Linked DNA regions of Homo sapiens: region 2 is linked to region 1. The links are chromatin loops, found by intact Hi-C in ENCODE. Cell type or tissue: OCI-LY7. All regions are shown on one strand. Links, peaks and the distances in the headings refer to the core of each region. The heading gives the core; the rest is flanking DNA.

What was found. Peaks named below come from ENCODE experiments on the same cell type or tissue, not always from the same donor. Only the 100,000 strongest peaks of a DNase experiment are listed, where the experiment ranks them.
Region 2: it touches region 1 in a loop (2.7-fold over the local background); 19 of 110 quality-filtered maps call a loop at or near these places.

Annotation. Positions count from the first base shown.
Region 1 is chr13:24,679,457-24,689,160 of GRCh38, reverse strand. ATP12A (ATPase H+/K+ transporting non-gastric alpha2 subunit) reads right to left here and starts at 8,753. Exons shown (of 23, transcript NM_001676.7): 1 at 8,409-8,753; 2 at 7,441-7,599; 3 at 3,788-3,847; 4 at 639-842. The coding sequence starts at 8,417. RefSeq lists silencers at 5,016-5,105, 8,396-8,705 and enhancers at 5,521-6,020, 6,021-6,522, 6,622-7,202. In OCI-LY7, for the core only: CTCF peaks have their summits at 4,924, 5,132 (motif pointing left) and 8,729; DNase peaks (open chromatin) are centred at 4,630 and 5,070; H3K4me3 peaks cover 1,512 bases; H3K27ac peaks cover 961 bases.
Region 2 is chr13:24,979,521-24,988,372 of GRCh38, reverse strand. No RefSeq gene overlaps it. Among named protein-coding and RNA genes, the nearest start is that of CPAP, 61 kb to the right of the region's middle. In OCI-LY7, for the core only: a CTCF peak has its summit at 3,048; no DNase peak of the experiment used is centred there.

The DNA.
Region 1 (9,704 bases), core at 884-8,883:
GCCCTGGTATAATTTACAGGCCATGGAATTCGCCCATGTTAAGTGCGCAACTTATTGATTTTTTTTTTTAAGTTTACAGAGCCATGACACCACCCTCCACCGCAGCCTCAGAGCATCTCCATCCTGCCTGGAGATCCCTCCGGCCCCTCTGCCGTCACTCCCTGCTCCTGTCCCATGCCCTGGCATCACCGATCTGGTTCCTGCTTCCAAGGATGTGCCTGTTCTGCACATTTCATGTCAATCCAATCCTATGACATGTAGCTTGTTGCCTCTGGCTTCTGTCTCTTGGCATCACGTTGGCCAATTCAGTTTTGTGGATTTGGTACTCATGTCTCGGCAGGCACAGCTGCTCTCCGTGTTAAAGGAAGAGGTTAGCTTGGGGGAGACAGAACCCCAAACTACTTCACATGGATGCAGATTTTCTCCCCCTTAAAAATTCAAGGTGTTTTGTGTATCCCTCTTCATGCCCACACTGCCTCTAGAAGATCAGAAAGCCAGATAGAATTTCTGTTTTACAGCTGGGAAAATGCCTGACTTTCCCACACCTAGGCAGTGGCATTCAGCCCCCAGCTGTGCCCCCAAGGCCTCACTGGATGGCTCTGCCAGCAAAACCAGGAGGGGACACCCCAGAGCCTTACGTTGTTCAGGGATGCAGACTTGTCGCTGGAGTACTGAATCCCATATGCAATCCAACAGAGAAAGGCGCCCACCCACAGGAGGATAGAGAACCCCCCCACCATCTGCTTGAGGAACTTGACGATCTCAGGCGTCTGCTTGGGAGGGGTGAGGGAGTTGGGCCCATCCCGGGCCAGGAGCTCGGCAGCTCTGGTGCTGGAGAGACCCTGGGAAAGCCAAACAAAGCACATGCACAACCAAAACAAATACGAATTAGACATTCCTCCTCCCTCAGGGGTTGGGCTGCATATTTTTGCAGCTTGGGGTGAGGCATTAACGTGGCCAAAGAAGGTCCCGAGAAAAGCAGACCGTGCCTCACTTCTCCAGCTGCCCAGCTTTTTTGAAAGACTATGTAATGCTTAATACCAGCCAGGCACTGTGCTCTGTATATTCACTCATTTAGTCTTTAAAATAACCCTTGAGGCAGGGGCCATTATTCCTCCCTCTCGTCATTCGCAGAGGTGGAATTTGAGGCACAGAGAAATTACGTAACCTGTCGAAGGGACCTGGCCTGTCAATGGTAGCGACCAGGTTCAACGTGGTGACTGGGTCCAGAGCCACTGCACTCTGCTCTGCTAAGGGGTTTTAGTTTCTTAGAGGTTTATCCGGTGAGAGGACTAATTTGATGAAGGAGGACTTGGAATGAAGAAGCTGCTCACCAGGGCTAAGGGCAATGCAGTAACTCCCCAGGAAATAGGGAAGCTTCTGGAATCCTGCACAGAGAGCATGTGGCTTTAGTTTCCATCCTTACGCCTGCTCCTTTTCCACCTTTCTACACATCCAGCCTAAGTTCTCATTCATCTTGACAGGCATAAATCCTACCCAAGCCCTGAGCCCATGTGAGCAGCCCCTGCCCTGGGGGGCCTGCCATCCGTGAGGCACCCTCACCTTTGAAACCCTACATGTTCACAGGAATTTCCCCCACAGACGATCTTTGGTGGACAAGTCTGTAGATACCTCTTCTCCCTAATTATGTTGTAAGCTACTTAAAGGGCAGGACTCTGTCTTGGTCTTTTTTTTTTGAGACAGAGTCTCGCTCTGTTGCCCAAGCTGGAGTGCACTGGTGCGATCTCGTCTCACTGCAACCTCCTCCTCCTGGGTTCAAGCGATTCTCCTGCCTCAGCCTCCCAAATAGCTGGGATTACAGGCAGCGGCCACCACACTTGGCTAATTTTTAAAATATTTTTAGTAGAGACAGGGTTTCACCACGTTGGCCAGGCTGGTTTCGAACTCCTGACCTCAAGTGATCTGCCCACCTTGGCCTCCCAAAGTGCTATGATTACAGACCTAAGCCACCATGACAGGCCAGTCTTGGTCATTTTTGTGTTCTCTCCCGGGTCTCATGCTTTTTCTGTGGTAGTGATTCAAATATCTGTTGAATGGCTAGATTCAGGCTCACCACCTCGATCCCATCTCCCTCCACTCCAATTCCTTTTCCAGAACCCCAGACTCATCTTTCTGAATAACTGTGGAACATTTCCTCAGGGGTGTTCCGGAGAGACTTCTCCTGGTATAACTCACAATAAGTTCATCATCGCCTCCACCCTCCTGCCTTCCCTGCTCTCACCTCCCTGCCCCCACCCCAGCCCATCACCCGACCGGCTCTCCTCCTCCTGCTGCTGTGACATGACTAGCGAGATGAGGGGCTCAATAAAAATCCCCGCAAGTCCTGCTGGTTGTGTCTCTCTGCAATTTCTTTCTTTCTTTCCTTCCTTCCTTCCTTCTTTCTTTCTTTCCTTCTTTTCTTTCGACAGAGTCTCGCTCTGTCGCCCAGGCTGGAGGGCAGTGGCGCGATCTCCGCTCACTGCAAGCTCCGCCTCCCAGGTTCACGCCATTCTCCTGCCTCAGCCTCCCGAGTAGCTGGGACTACAGGCGCCCGCCACCGTGCCCGACTAATTTTTGTATTTTTAGTAGAGACGGGGTTTCACCGTGTTAGCCAGGATGGTCTCGATCTCCTGACCTCGTGATCCGCCCGTCTTGGCCTCCTAAAGTGCTGGGATTACAGGCGTGAGCCACCACGCCCGGCCCTTTTTTTTTTTTTTTTTGAGATGGAGTTTTGCTCTTGTTGCCCAGGCTGGAGTGCAATGGCATGATCTTGGCTCACCGCAACCTCTGCCTCCTGGGTTTCAGAGATTCTCCTGCCTCAGCCTCCTGAGTAGCTGAGATTACAGGCATGTGCCACCACGCCCTGCCAATTGTTTGTATTTTTAGTAGAAACGGGGTTTCACTATGTTGGTCAGGCTGGTCTCAAACTCCCGACCTCAGGTGATCTGCCCACCTCAGTCTCCCAAAGTGCTGGGATTACAGGCCTGAGCCACCACGTCTGGCCCCTGTAATGTCTTTCGACATTATTTCAGATCCTCATTTCACAGTCCTGGGCTGTTGTTCCATTCTTCTAGACCCTTCCATTTCTCACTTTAAAAAAAGAATCTTCTATGAGAACTGCCTTTTGAAAACCAATGAAAGCACCTCCATGTGTGGAAACCATGTCCCTTCTGCCTCTAAGACAGCTCCTACTCATTAGTTTAATGTGAATACTTTGACAGCTTCACCCAGATGACCTTCCTGGCTTCATTCCTGCTGCACCTGTCCCCTCTCCACACATACTAGCTTCCGGCAAGCCCAGATTCTCTCCAAGCAGGCTCTGTGCTTACTGGCCCTGGGGTCCCCCACCAGCTTAAATCCGAAGCATTTTGAGTCCCAGCGCAAACATGGCAGCAGCCCGAGAGCTGGCTCTGGCCCCTTCCATCAGAATCCACCTTTGTCCCAGCATAGCGTTTCTACTTCTTGTAGCCATCCCAGGGGGATAGAGTGAATCTCAGGACACTTCCATACACATTTGCCTCCCCTACCCGGCCACTTTCTCCTTGAGGCCAGGGGTCATCTGTCCCTCTTGGTCCCTCTCACTGCCAGGCCAGTGTGAGCCCCACAGTAGGTTTTTCTGTTGACTTGAACTGTGTCCAGATGCAAATAACTGCAGTCTCAAAGGCGCTGCAGGGGCCCCTCCTCCTAAAGGTGCCGCTACTCTTCCACACAGCCCCCCGCCACACACAGCCTTCCCTCTGTAGAGTTGGGAGGCTTCTCTTCCAAATCCCTGGTTCCCACGACTCACCATAATGATGTCTGTGCCATATTTCTCTTCCAATTCCCTATTGCTGAGTTTGTGGTCATCCTGAAGTCCATGAAAGGAAGAACAGAGTGAATTAGATAATTCCAAAAGACTCAAGCCCCAAGCTTTGACCAGCCATGGAAGCTGGGAGTAGCAGCCCTGAGGATGGGAGGGGATCGAGGAGTGTGGGGGACAGGAGAGAAAGAACCCCTGTGCCAGGCAGCTGCCCAGCGAAGGATGGCACTGCCTCAGGAGTGACTGTCCCTGAGTCGGCACAATCCTGCACTTGCTGTTACTACCCAGAAGCTGCCTGCAGCTTTTCTGAACAAAGCCATGCACCTCGCTTCAATCTGAACTCCAGGGCATACAGGTTCTGGCACCCTCATCTTCCAGGTGCCAGTGAGCTGGAGGCTTCCCTCAGGCCTGAACCCTGGGATTGGCTGGGGCTGATGGCAAAACCACACTAGAACCGCTTCCTGGGCTGGCACAACTCCTCCTCCTTCGCTGTGTGGGCTCTGGCAGGGAAAAGCAGCTTCCCTCACTCAAGCTGTGACGCTCAGGGAGCTCACTGGGCAGAGAAACCCTGCAGGGAAAAGTTCTGCTGAATAAACCCACAGCATTGTGGCTGCCACTTGTGAATTCTGCTACAGAATCATTAGACTACAGCAGGGTTTCTCACCCGTGGCCCTGCTGCCATTCTGGGAGAATAATTCTTTGTTGTGGGCTCCACCCACTAACATCCTCCCCTCAGTTGTGGTAACCAAAAATGTTTCCATTTTTCCCCTGGGAGAGGGGTGGGGGAATCCTCTTCTCCTCTCCCTTTGAGAACCACTGGGCTAAAGGACAAGAAGTCTCTTCCTGTAGCAGAAAACCTAGGGTAAGTCTTCCTCACTCCCCCTAGAAAGTCCAGCACTCAGGATTTTTTAAACCCTGATTGTCTGAAACAAAGATTGATACTGTTGACTGGTGCTCACATCATCTCTTTTCTTAAGTATATGCAAAAAATAGTTCCATGTTGCAGTAAGAGACTAGGCCTTCCAATAAAGCAGAATTCATTATTATCATTATTATCTTGCTTCTAGCCCTCTTCTCAGCCAGATTCTGTTTTGCTCCTTCATCCCTTCTACTAATACTGATTGAGTGTGATATTGCTGGGGATTCAGAAGATTAAGGCTGTGTTCTGCACAGAGCACAGCACAACCCACTAAGTTTTGGGCAGATACAAGTAGTGGATGATCCGAGCCATTGTTTGCATGCATGGGACCTCAGACTTCCTGGGCTGGGGGATGAGAGCATGGGGGAGGGGTGGGACGAGGTGGTGGTGGTTATCTGGGGTGCCCTCTGCTGGCCAGCACTGGACTAGCACAGGGCAGCACCCCACCCACCCCTCGGGTCACTGCCTGGCCCTTTCATTCAAAGGCCGGGATACTTCAGTTGTCATTAGGCACTAATTTGCCAAGAAAGGTTGGGAGGCAAAAGCATTCAATATGCTGCTGAAAATTACAGGACCCTTGTAATGTCAAGGGAAAAACAGATATGTCTTCAATCTTAAATGCTAGAGATAATGGGAAATAATAAGAACGATCTATCGTCTGGTGCTGTGCTGTCTTTTCCCTGTTTTATCTCATTTAATCTTCCTAGTAACCCTTAAGAGGTAGAAAAAAAAATCTTATGTTTTTCAAAATAGGAAACTGAACTTCAGTTACACTGGGATTTGAATTGAGGTCAGTCCAGTTTCAGGGAAGCGTTCTTAAATGTCTCTCATGATAGATACGGACAAATGCCCAGTGGTATACTGTTAAATGTTTAACAAACTCTCCAGGAACGATCAATACAAAGCTCGGATTTGTAGAGTTTGCTGATTTCTCACTAGAACCAAGTTTGAAGCTGCTAACAGGATGTCAGTCAGCCTGCCAAGTTTCTGAATACTTAACAAATGGCTCTCTAGCACAAAAGAGACTCCCCTCAGGAGTCACAGAGCTTTAAGATCTGCCAAGGACGGTGGGGACAATCCAGCCCATCTCAAGCTCCGTGTAGAAGTTTCCCCTTCGGTGTTCCCAAGATAAAATCTGTCACATTTCAGACCCAAGGCAGTTTTATTATTAAAGTGGCCAGTTTGGGCTGGACACAGTGGCTCACGCCTGTAATCCCAGCACTTTGGGAAGCTGAGGCGGGTGGATCATCTGAGGTCAGGAGTTCGAGAGCAGCCTGGCCAACATGGGGAAACCCCGTCTCTACTAAAAACAACAAAAATTAGCTGGGTGTGATGGCGGGCGCCTGTAATCCCAGTGACTCGGGAGGCCGAGGCAAGAGAATCGCTTGAACCCAGGAGGTGGAGGTTGCAGTGAGCCTAGATAGCGCCATTGCACTCCAGCCTGGGCAACAAGAGCGAAACTCTGTCTCAAAAAAAAAAAAAAGGCTAGTTTTAATAACTCCAGAGCTCTTCCTTAATAATAATAATATTGTACTCCCCTAAAGCACGTGAATTACAAAATCCTCATCTCATTTTTTCCCCTCATAGACCCCAGCAAATTATTTATTTCCCATTTTACATAAAGGAAATGGACCTTCAGTGAGGGTCAGTCATTTGTTGCCAGTTTCAGCTCAGTGGAGAAGTGGGACTCTGATGGGGCCCGAGGTCCTCCCAATCCAAGCTCCACATTTTTACCACTGAAACTGCTTTTCCATGAGGTTTCACACCTGCAATCTAGCATGGCCTAGGGGCTTTGGTTTTCCTCCTCAGAAGTTCCAGCTCAAATAGTTTTACTAATCAATTGAAAACTGGCAAGTGGTTACTTAACTCTCACTGAAGCAGCTGCGGGGAGAGAGGTCTGGCCATGCCTGTGGGGCCTGGAATCAGAGGCTCTTCCTTCTGAGTTCTACAGGGACTGCCTCCAACCAGAATGCAGGAATCCTGCAGAGGCCCTGACCTCTGGGTGGATACTATCACACCATTCAAAACACACACACACACATACACACACCACACACCACACACACACCACACACCACACATATACACCACACACTACACACACACCACACGCTACACACACACCACACATACCATGCACATACACACACCACACATACACACCACACACTACACACACACCACACGCTACACACACACCACACATACCATGCACATACACACACCACACACACCACACACATATATACCACACACATACACACACCACACACATACACACACCACACACACACCACACACATATACACACCACACACACACACCACACACACATCACACACACATCACACACACCACACATACACACACCATACACACACACCATACACACACACCACACACATACACACACCACACACTACACACACCATATACACACACCACACACCATACACACACACCACACACCATACACCACACACCACACATACACACACACACCACACACTACACAGACACACCACACATACACACACACCACACATACACCACACACACACACCACACAGACACACCACGCAGACACCACACACCACACACAATCTCAAGGGGATTTCAAATCCCTCAGACTGAATGTCTGTGGTAAGAGGTGGGTTCTAGGGGCAAGCTCTTGCGGGGAAGGGCCATAGCCGGCAGGACCCCGTGGCTTAAGGCTACTGACCAGATGGAGTTCTTTCTGAAACTCCTCTTTGTGATTTTTCTTTTTGAGTTCCAGGCAGTTGTTCTTCAGACCCCTATACTTCTCCTTGCCATCCCCCTTGTCTGTTTTCACGATGTCCTTAGTTCCGCTGAGCTCCACGGAGTAAATTTCTGGGGTTTTCTGAAAGAGAAGCCCAGGTGCAATATTGGCCCCAAATGGGGTTTCCGAAGAGGTGCTGAGCGCCCCTCTGCGGGGTCAGGACCTGCAGGAGTCAGGAGCCCCTTCTCCCTTTCCTTCCCTCCTCTGGGGAGGCCGGAGGGAGTCGGACAGTGGAGTCTCTCCCCCACCTCCCGCCGACCTTGGCTTCCTCTCCGTCCGTGTAGAGGGGAGGCGGGGTGGGCACAGGCCAGCCAGCAGCTCCTCAGGGTGACCCTTCTCTGGGTGGAGCAGGTGGGAAGTTACCCCCCCAACTCCTGACTGATGCCTCCAAGGAGCTGTGAGGTTTCCTTAGAACCTCGAGGTTCCTTAGGCACCTCGAGGTTTCCTCTGAGGTGTCCTTCCCAGGGGACACAACAGCTGTGCGTCCTGTTTCTTGGGGAGGAGGCACCCACTAAGCTTACGACCCTCAGTCCTGATCAGGGGGCCCTAACCGGAAGTCTTTTCAGACCGCAACGAATCCATGTCACCCCATCCTCCGAGTCGGAGCCCGCAGGTGCCATGGAGCTGGCCTAGGACCCCTTGGCCCCTTCTCGCTCCTCTGGACTGGCTTCTTTCCCCAGCCAGCCCCGGCGGCCGCACGGAGCCGTGGCGGGGAGTCAGAGAAGCGGTGCCCAGGCCGGGGGGCGCTCAGAGGAAAGGCGGCCTCCCCTTGCCCCGGGACGGGGCGTTTCTCCTCTTCGCCTTTTCCTCGCTTCCCGTCAGCCTGCTCCGGTCCCCGGGGCCTTGGCCCAGCGTCTCGCATCCTCGGCCGGCGCGGGGGCTGCACGCACCTGGTGCATGCTGGGCTGGTGGCGCCGCGGGCTGCGGGCGTGGAGCGCGGATCCGGGACCGCAGCGGCGGAGCGCACGGTGGGGGGCCTCGTGTGGCTGTGGCAGTGGCAGTGGCTGAGGTGTTGGCGGTGGAGATACCGGCGGCGGCGCGGGCCCTGCACGCACCTCCGCGGCCGATCGCCAGCCGCTGCACCGGGGAGGTGGCACCAGCCTTAAATGCCGCCCGCCCCGCCCACGTCCCCGCCAGGGCGCAGGCCAGCGGACGCCTCGGAGGGTAGGAAACCCGCCGGCGCGCGCGCAGGGAGGGGGACCGACAGCTAGGGGTCGGGAGAGTCCAGGATTGAGGACCCCCTGGGAATCCCCTTCCCTTTAGTAGCCGAACGCCAGGGGGCGGGGTCTCTAGGGGGCGGGTCCGGCATCCAGGTGAGTACAGCCCTGGTTCCGCTGGGCGCCCAGAGCCGGACCAGCTGCTCCGGCGAGCTCCCGGCACGCCCACGTCCTGTCCAGGCTTCCCTGAAAACCCACACATGCCTTTTTTTAAAAATGTAATTTGCCTACCAATAAATCAATTTATAAAAATGTGTATGCAGAGAAGGGGAAATTGCAGTTTCTAACAGCAACTACTGTTGGAGATGTCCCGGCTAGAAAAGGCCAATGTGTTTTTGAGAATGGATTTAGATAGGTAAATTCAAGCTTCCGAGAGAATTTGGGAATAACTGAGAGACTCTGAAGAGTAGCTGAATTAATTTGCCGGATCCAGATAAGAATTTGGAATTCTGAAACAATTTGGAGAGGGAATGGGGAGGAGAGATGAGAGGATTAGGGTCGGTGAGACCACAGGAACCTGGGGCCCCAGGCTGCGGGTGCGCAGGAGCGGAGGCTGTTGGCTGGACTGGGCTGGAGAGGTCTGTCTCCACCTATTTATGTCACTCCCAGCTGAGACTCTATACATGAAGGAGAAAAGAATTTCTGACCCTGAAAGTTGATGTGCATACTAAAGCAGTGGTTGTTTTATACTGCTAAGTTTGGGTTGGTTTGTTATGCAGCAATAGATAACTGGGACATGCTCCATGCTCTTAGTGCCCAGCATGAGTTTTTGCACAGGATAGAAAAGGTATTTTCCCCCTGACACTTGAAACATAATTACTCCAGATGAGAAAGATAGCCTGAAAACAATATATCAGAGAGATATTTAGCAGTTAACAGTGGAGGAAATCAAACACGTTCTTTTAAAAGAATGAATCGTGAAGTCTTAAAGTCAGTGAAGAATATTAATTAATGGAGAGGAACATAAAA
Region 2 (8,852 bases), core at 1-8,000, 300 kb before region 1:
AACCAGAAAATAAGATGTAGTAAATCTCAAAAGGTTGACATTTCGGGGAGCACGTTTTCTGACCACAGTGAAATTAAACTAGAAATCGACATCTTGAAAATCTCCAAAAAGCTATAGTGGGCATTATTGGGCAATTGATGAGCTTTGATTATGGGCTGAGGATTAAGGTAATAATATTGTATCAGTGTTAAGTCTCCGGATTTTGATAATTACACTGTGGTCATGTACAAGATGGTCTTTGTTTTTGAGCATTCAGAGGTAAAATAGCACAGTCTGTAGGGGGAGGGACAGGGAGAGAGAAGGGAGGAGGAGGAAGAGAGAGGAGTGAAAAAGCAAATGGCATAAAATGTTAAACAATGGTTGAATCTGGATAAACAGTATATAGTACAATATAGGTACTGTATTTGCAACTTCTGTGAAATTTTAAAATTATATCAAAATCTACCCTTTAAAAAAAAAGAAAAAAAGAAAACCTAACTTGCATCCTATTTTGCTTCTATTTACTTCTGGAATTGTCGGTATAGGAGATAAGAGGCAAGACGTTCCATAGCGCCCCACCCTGACACCCAGCTGGGAGGGGCTGTGAATGGTACCGTGGGGATCATGGCCAAACAGCAGACAGGAGACAGGTGCTTTGTCACCTAGCGCAGAGGGCAGACCAGGTCCCCACAGCTCCAGCCCCCTCCTGAGCACCATCTCACCATTACTGGGTTATTAAGTGTACGGCAGCAAGGTCCTTGTGCTAAACTGCAAAGCACATCACAGAGCCCAGAGGCAAGGATTAGTGTCTGCTAGACAAATAACCAGCTGCGATTATCATCTTGTTCAAAGTTTAGAAACATCTAGATAGGAAAGGTGAGAGAGCAATTGTCTCTGAATAATGAGTTTTTGTATGGTGGCAGAAGTTGGGGGCGTTCAGAGGAGGTTGAAGAGGGGAGGGAAAGTTGCCACCCACGAAGAACCCTTTAGAGAGCAATATTGACTTCATGATCTGCCCCTGTCTTAGCATTTCCTGCACATCCCCCATGCACCACACTCCTCAGACAGGTTCTCTTCTGTCTTTGAAGCAGGCATTAACTCTGTGCACGCTGGTGGTCCTGAAGTGCCTCTCTGCCATCTTCCTGTGTTTGGGAGAATTCCCCCTCCTGTGTCTCAGTGGGAGGCAGGGACTGACTCCCACAGCAGAAGATAAAAATGCCAGGGACTTGCTTCCTTAGCCTTCCTTGCAGTGTAAGGTGGGATGTGAGGCAGCCAATCAGAGGCATTTGCCCAGAGTCCCAGGGACCCCCAAGGACCTCTCTCGGGCAGCTGGCACAGTGACAGGCCATGGAGACCCTGGGTCAGCCGTGCAGGTGTAGCGCCCAGCAACTAGGACCCTCAGCGACTGCAGCAGCAGCATCCCCGAGGACCGGTCACGGGCATGGTTCCCACACACCCAGCCACTCTGCGACTTGCCAGACATCACGTGTACAATCCAGTGGCATTAAATACTTTTCCAATGTTGTGCAGTCATCACCACTATCTAGTTCTAGAACTTCATCACCCAAATGGAAACCCCGTACCCAAGAAGCAGCCGCTTTCACTCCCCCCTTCCCCACACGGTCCCTTGCAACCACTAGTGCATTCTGTCTCCATGGATTTGCTTTTTCTGGATGTTTGATATGAATGGAATCATACATTATGTGGTCTGATTTTCTCTTTGAATGTTTTCAAGGCATGTTGTAGCGTGTATCAGAGCTTCAGTCCTTTCTACGGCCAAACAATATCCCATTGCTTGGATATATTATATTTTGTTTACCCATTCATTTGTTGACGGACAGTGGGTTGTGTCCAGGTTTTGGCGATTGTGAATAGAGCTGCTATGAATATTCATGTACTAGTTTTTGTTTGGAGATCTACTTTCCATTCTTTCAAGTATAGACCTAGGAATGGAATTGCTGGGTCATGTAGTGATTCTATGTTTAACTTGAGGAGGAGCTGCCAAGCTATTTTTCCCAGTATCCTTTTAATACATTATTTTCTCCTTCATATAAACAGAGTTTATTTCTGTTGTTTGCAACTAGGAACCCTGACTGATATCTTATTCTCACCTTACTGATGGGAAACCTGAGGCTCAGGATGACTGAGTGGTTTGTCCAAAGCTCCTGGCTGGATCCAGGCTACAAATCCCTTACCAGTTTGCTGCTGAGACTCTAGGACAGTGAGATTCCCTTTGCATCTTAACTCCTGCATAAATAATACGGTGTGGTGGTTCCCAACAGGGGTCCCTGGAGGCCAAGGGCGCCATGAATTATTAACCAGGGTCTGGGAGCTATTTTGAATATTTCACTAAGTGTAATGGAAAACCTCCACTTTCACACAATGAAGCTGTTCAGGCTATCTAAAATGCCAAGTTTCTTTGCTTTTGGCAGAAATTAAATCAACTCATGGTGATAATAAGGGTTATTGCCTGCTGATCAGAGACTCTGGCTGGCAGTTATGTATATCTTTGATTAATTTTAAAAACGGGAAAATGAATATGTTATTACTTGATAAATGCAGTGTTTGGTGAATGAAACTCTTCTTCTTTTTTTTTTTTTTTTTTTTTTTGAGATAGAGTCTCGCTCTGTCGCCCAGGCTGGAGTGCAGTGGCGCAATCTCGGCTCACTGCAAACTCCGCCTCCCAGGTTCACGCCATTCTCCTGCCTCAGCCTCCCGAGTAGCTGGGACTACAGGCGCCCACCACCACGCCTGGCTAATTTTTTTGTATTTTTAGTAGAGATGGGGTTTCACTGTTTAGCCAGGATGGTCTCGATCTCCTGACCTTGTGATCTGCCCGCCTCGGCCTCCCAAAGTGCTGGGATTACAAGTGTGAGCCACCGTGCCCGGCCATCTTTTAAAACATGGGGTCCACAGGGAGATAAATCAGACATGAGTATCTTGGTGATAAGAAAGTCATCAAAGCCTTGAGAACATGTCCTTGTCTGTCTCCTGGGGCTCTGGGTCTGAGAGTCTTGATTCTGCCGCTGACAGCTCAAATCTTGTGCAAGTGACCATGGGTGTCCCCTTCTCTGCCACAGAGGGGCAGACTTACCATTGCTAAGCTTCCTTGCGGCTGTGGTGTCTTGTAATTCTAACCCACCTATGAAGGGAGGCAGCGATGAAGAGGGGAGATAATTCATTTTTTCTAGATGGCTGTGGGGCGGTTTCCCAGGGAAGCCAGAAGCTGAGCTGCCCGCAGGACACAGCAGTGACCAGAGATGGGAGGTCCTGCACACACCCCAGACTCTCTCTCCAGATCCCTTCTCCTGCTGTATCTTCTGGCTTGCAGACGGCCACTTTCCTTCACCCCTGACCTCTGCCCTCACCCATGTCCCACCAGGCCATTGCCAGGCCCTTTCTGTCTCTGGAGTTCTGTCCTCTGGATCAACATCTCTCTGTCCCCAGGCTGTCTCCCACAAGGTCCCCAGCCGGCCTCTGAGCCTCAGGCTGGGCTCCTGAGCATTCACCATATGCTTCCCTGGCCGGCATCACAGAACCCCGATATCTTTGTTTTGTCTTTGCTAACAGTGGTGTGGTCACATCACACCTTACTTGGTGTAAGGTAAGCTAGTAAGGTAAGGTGTCATGAAGCAGCTGTGACACCTGCCCTCCCAGCACACCTCTCACCATCCTTCCTAAAGCCTGTACCAGCAGCAGGGAGCCACATACGGCCTCCCAGATGGCTAGGCTGTTCCCGACCTCCAAGCCTTTGGGTCATCCCTAATTGCTTTCTTGACATTTAGCTTGAAAGAGTGACAAAGTGACATTTTAACTCCTGGTGATACATATTGGTCCTGACGACAAATACAGTCAGCCCCAGTGGGCTTCTGTGTGATTTTGAACCCACCCCTCCACCTCTCTGGGTGCTGAATACGCTCATCACCTAAAAGAACATTTACCGTCTACCTAACCATGAGCTATGGACATAATTAACGTTTGTAAAGAGCCTAATAACGTTCAAAGGAATGGTGCCCAGCAGTGAGTAAACAGCTCCATGAAGTGCCAGCTCTGGAGGGCAGTCTTGCATGTCATGAATACCAATGTCTTTGACTGATGAACCCACAAACAGGCATTCATCAGTCAAAGACAATGGTCTGTGAACTCTTGCAGTTCATGCCTTGTGTGGGCATCAGACCTGAGATTTACTGTTTAATGGGTCTATTTAATATCTATCCAGAGATAGCGTCAGATCCCACAGGGGGAGGGCTCAGTCTCCAAGGGTGCCCCTCAGCCCTCAGACACCAGTCACAGGGCCAGGCCTCCAGAGCTTCTGACCCATTGGCTTCAAGTTGGGATTCCTACAACTCCCACTTTGTGTTTGATTAATTTGCTGGAGCGACTCACAGAACTCAGGGAAACATGTTTACCAGTTTATTTTAAAGAATGTCGCAAAGGATGCAGATAAAGAGATGCACAGGACGAGGTATGGGGGAAGGTGCCGGGAGCTTCAGTGCCCTCCCTGGGTGCGCCACCCTCCAGGAACCTCCATGGGTTCAGGTATCTGGAAGCTCTCAGAGCCTGTCCTCGTGGGTTTTTATGGAGGCTCCAATGCAAGGGCATGCTTGACAACCATGCGGAAATGTGACTGGACAGAAAGCGGATGACCTAAACCCAGCAAGGCCGGCCTGCTCAGACTTTTCTTGGCCTCTCTAAGCAGCATTCCTTCTCCTAGGGTATGGGGACCTTCTGTGGAATGAGGGTTTTTTGATCCACAAATAGATTAGCATCCCACTGTGGGCAGGTGAAAGAAAAACAGAAGTTCAGAGAGAGAGATTCTGTTTCCTGAGTCCTAAAGCACCCCAGCATTCTAACAAGCAATGTAGGCATTGGGAGCCAGGAGCCTGGACAAAATCCAATACGCATATCCTAACACCACAGGCCTTCTGCAATGCGACATTTTTCCAGACACTTCCCAGACCTCACAATCCCTTCCGTCTTCCTTTCATTGTTGACTTCTTGGGCCTGATGCTACCAGTTTTTGCACACACTGTGCCATTTAATTCTTACATCAGCCCAGTGTCCCAACCTGCAGGTGTGGCTCAGGGAGCTTAGCAGGTGCTCGGGACACTGTATTTGAACTTGAACTTCCCGACTCCAAAGTCCAAACTCTTCACTACTTTGCTAGTCTTCTTGTGTTCGTCTTGAAAATGTGCTCGAGGCAACCCTATTAAACAGCGTTTCTCAGGTCTGTTGCCCACACATGGCACAAACTGCCAGAGCTCACAGGCCCTCTCCTGGCCTGGAGTGAGTCCCCAGCAAACCCTAGATAGAGCCTGCTGGGGGTGCAGGCATGGAAAAGGCCAGGCAGCGGGGTGCTCTGTCCCAGGATGGAACAGCACAGCCGAACCACGTTAGAGCCAGTCAGCCCCAAGGCATGAGGCAGGGAGGCTGGGCTTGTTTAACTTTCTCTCTTCCAAGGTTCTGTGGTGCCTGTCTGTAGGGGACAGAGAAGCTCTGTGAGCTCATTGTCCGTGTCCTATTAAAAGATCCTGCAGACGGTGCTGCCTGGGCATGGGGGTGATTAAGGCACAGTGACAGCAGGTTGGCCTGCTGCCCTGGCCAGGGAGCGGTGCTTTGCCAGGCATTGTTTCCTTCATCAAACGGGGCGAACAGGTGGCTGGGCCCAAAGTGCTTCCCTCTGACAGGGGTGCGGCTTCACTCCCATCATCTAGGTCTGAATTAATCCCAGAGCAGCCTTCTCCAGGTGGGCTGGGCAGGAGACAGGTGCATGGGCGGAGGGAGCAGGGGAGGGAAGGAGTGAGAGGAAGGATAAGAGGAAGGAAGGGAAAGAGGCAAAGAGGAAGTGCCCTTGCACTGCCCAAGGCCAGTGCTTTGCAGGGTGGGGAAATGAGAGAGGAAGTCATTGAAGATGTTACTCTTATCCAGGCTTCCCTTGGGACCATCAGGATTTCCTTTGCCTGGGTCCCGATGACCTGTGACTGGCTAAGGGGGAACTGCGAAATCCCTCGCAGAACCACGTGCAGCTGCCTCATCAGAGCAGGGAATGTGGACCTGCTGGGCACAGGCAGCCAACGGTGGCCACTTCCTTGCTCCTCCTCCTCCCCACTGAGTAGCAAATTCTTGGGGAATCCAGAAGACATTTTTACCTGCGAGTGCCAAGTGCCTGGGAGCATTTGAGATCTGCTCTTCCTCTCGTCCCAGCTGTCACTGCCCTTCTGTCCTCCAGTGCCGAGGTCATGGGCTGGCAGAGCATGTGGTCTGGACCCTCTGCACATGGACAGGCCCTCCTCAGCTGACTTAGCCTGAATTGGGAGGCAGCAGGCTGGGACACCCCTCTGAGTCTCGGCCATGGATTATGGGACAGCTCACAGGCTCTCAGCTCAGCTGTCCGACAGTGTGCCTCTCCAGGGGTTGCCGAAACACTCGGGGGCATCCAGGTCACATGAAGGCTGAGCATCTCCTGGGGACACTAAACTTGAAGGCCCCCCCTCAGCCTAAACACACCGTGAGCCCCCAGTTTACTAGCTATGGTCACTGTCACAGGTAGGCACAGGGGGAGTCATCTGGGAGGGGGGCATGGTCCCTCTGTCTTGGGCACTGTATTAGATTCCTAGAGCTGAGCAACAAGAACAAAACTCAATCTAAAAAAATAAAAATAATAAAGTAAAAACCAACATCTCCACAGTCCCCCCAGTCCCCGGTAACCACCATTCTACTCTCTGCTTCTATGAATTTGACTTTTTTAGATTCCACAAATAAGTGAGTCATGCAGTATTTGTCTTTCTATGCCTGGCTTATTTCACTTAGCATAATGTTCTCCAGGTTCATCCATATTATCACGTGACAGGATATCCTCTAAGGCTGAATTGTATGCCTTTATTTATAGATAGCACATATTCTTTATCCATTCATCCACTGATGACATTTAGATTGACTCCATAGCTTGGGTATTATGAATAATGCTGCAGTGAACACGGGAGTGCAGTTTTCATTTCCTTTGGATATATACCCAGAAGTGGACTCTCCAAATCATATGATAGTTCTATTTTTGGTTTTTTGAGGAATCTCAGTGCTGTTTTCCACAATAACTACTAATTTACATTCACACCAACAGTGTACAAGGGGGATCCCTTTTCTCTTCATCCTCACCAACTCTTCTTTTGTCTTTTTGTTAATGACTATCCTAACAGGTGTGAGGATATCTCTTTGTGGTTTTTATTTGCTTTTCCCTGATGATTAATGATGTTTAGCATTTTCTCATATACTTCTTGGCCATTTGTGTGTCTTCCGTTGGGAAATATCTTTTCAGGTTCTTGGCCCATTTTCTAGAGAAGTAACTTGTTCTCTTGCTATTGTGTTGTCTGGGTTCCTTTTTTAAAAAAAAAACTGTTAGCCTATTATCGAATGTATGCTTCGTAGATATTTTCTCCCATTCTGTAGGTTGTCTCTTTACTCCATAAATGTTTCCTTTGCTGTGCAAAAGCATTTTAGTTTGATACAGTATCATTTGTCTACTTTTTCTTTTGTTGCCTATGCTTTTCAGTCATATCCAAAAATATCTTGGCCTAGACCAATGTCAAGAAGATTTTCACCTGTGTTTTCTTCTAGCAGTTTTCCAATTTCAGGTTTCACAGTTAAGCATTTACTTTGAGTTGATTTTTGTATATTGGGTGAGATAGGTTGCAATTTCATTCTTCTGAAAGTGGATATTCAGTTTCCCCAGTATCGTTTATTGAAGAGACTGTCCTTTCCCCATCTTGGATTCTTGGCACCTTTGTCGAACATCAGCTGACTATAAATGCATGGATTTTTTCAGGGCTTTCTATTCTGTTCCATTGGTCTATATGTCTGTTTTTGTTCCGGTAAAATTTAAGGTTGTTCTTAAACTTTGTGAGAACCTTTTAGAGTAAGGGAGCCAACAGAGATGCTATTTCAAAAATTATACTGGAATTTTTATAGTGTAATGATACGAAGAAGTTGACATTGGTGGGGTTAAAATGGGGAAAAAAAGTCATTTGTAAATCCACCCAATTTAAGTTCAATTAGGTTTTCTCTCATTCAGGTTTAGGCTTTAAATAATCATCTTAGCATATTTCACAAATTTTGACAAACATAAATAATTACATTTTTAGTGGGCTCTAAATCAATTTTTATATCAAATTCCAGGAAAACGTAACACTGTAAACTGACTTATATAATTCAGTAAAATCAAGTTTTAGTCTTATTGACTAGTTTCAAGCCCGTTAGTTAATATACAGGTTCTGTGTTTAGCTGTATATTAGTTAATATACAGGTTCTGTGTTTAGCTGTATATTAGTTAATATACAGGTTCTGTGTTTAGCTCTACAGGTTGGAATATTGTGTATAAACTGGCAATTTACAATACCATAGTTAAGAATATAGAGGTTGAATCATTTGAAATTGCCAGCTTTTAACCATCTTTTGCTTTAAAAACAGCCATTTCACATTGCCCAACCTAAAATGTTATTATTAAAGAGTTAGCATCAGTTTTCTATTAACTAAGGCTAATTCCTTGCTTGAAGGAAAACATTCATTTCAAATTTGACTTTTTTCTTTTTTGCTGAGAGGGGGTTTACATTATTCTGTGTTCACATAGTATTTTGTTGATTTTGTTAAAGGTTGTTTAGAGGGCCAATATTCAGCTGGTATGTACCAAAGCAGCCTTTTTTTTATGTGTTCATTCATATTAGTCTTGCTCTCTTCTGGTTGGTTGCTGCCTGCAGGTTACCAGTAGTATCATGATAGTAAAAATGTTTTATATTGATTTACAGGAGTTCTTTAAAGAATCTGAATGCCAATTTTTCTTAGTATTGCAATTATATTCTCCCCACATGTTGCCTTTTAAATTT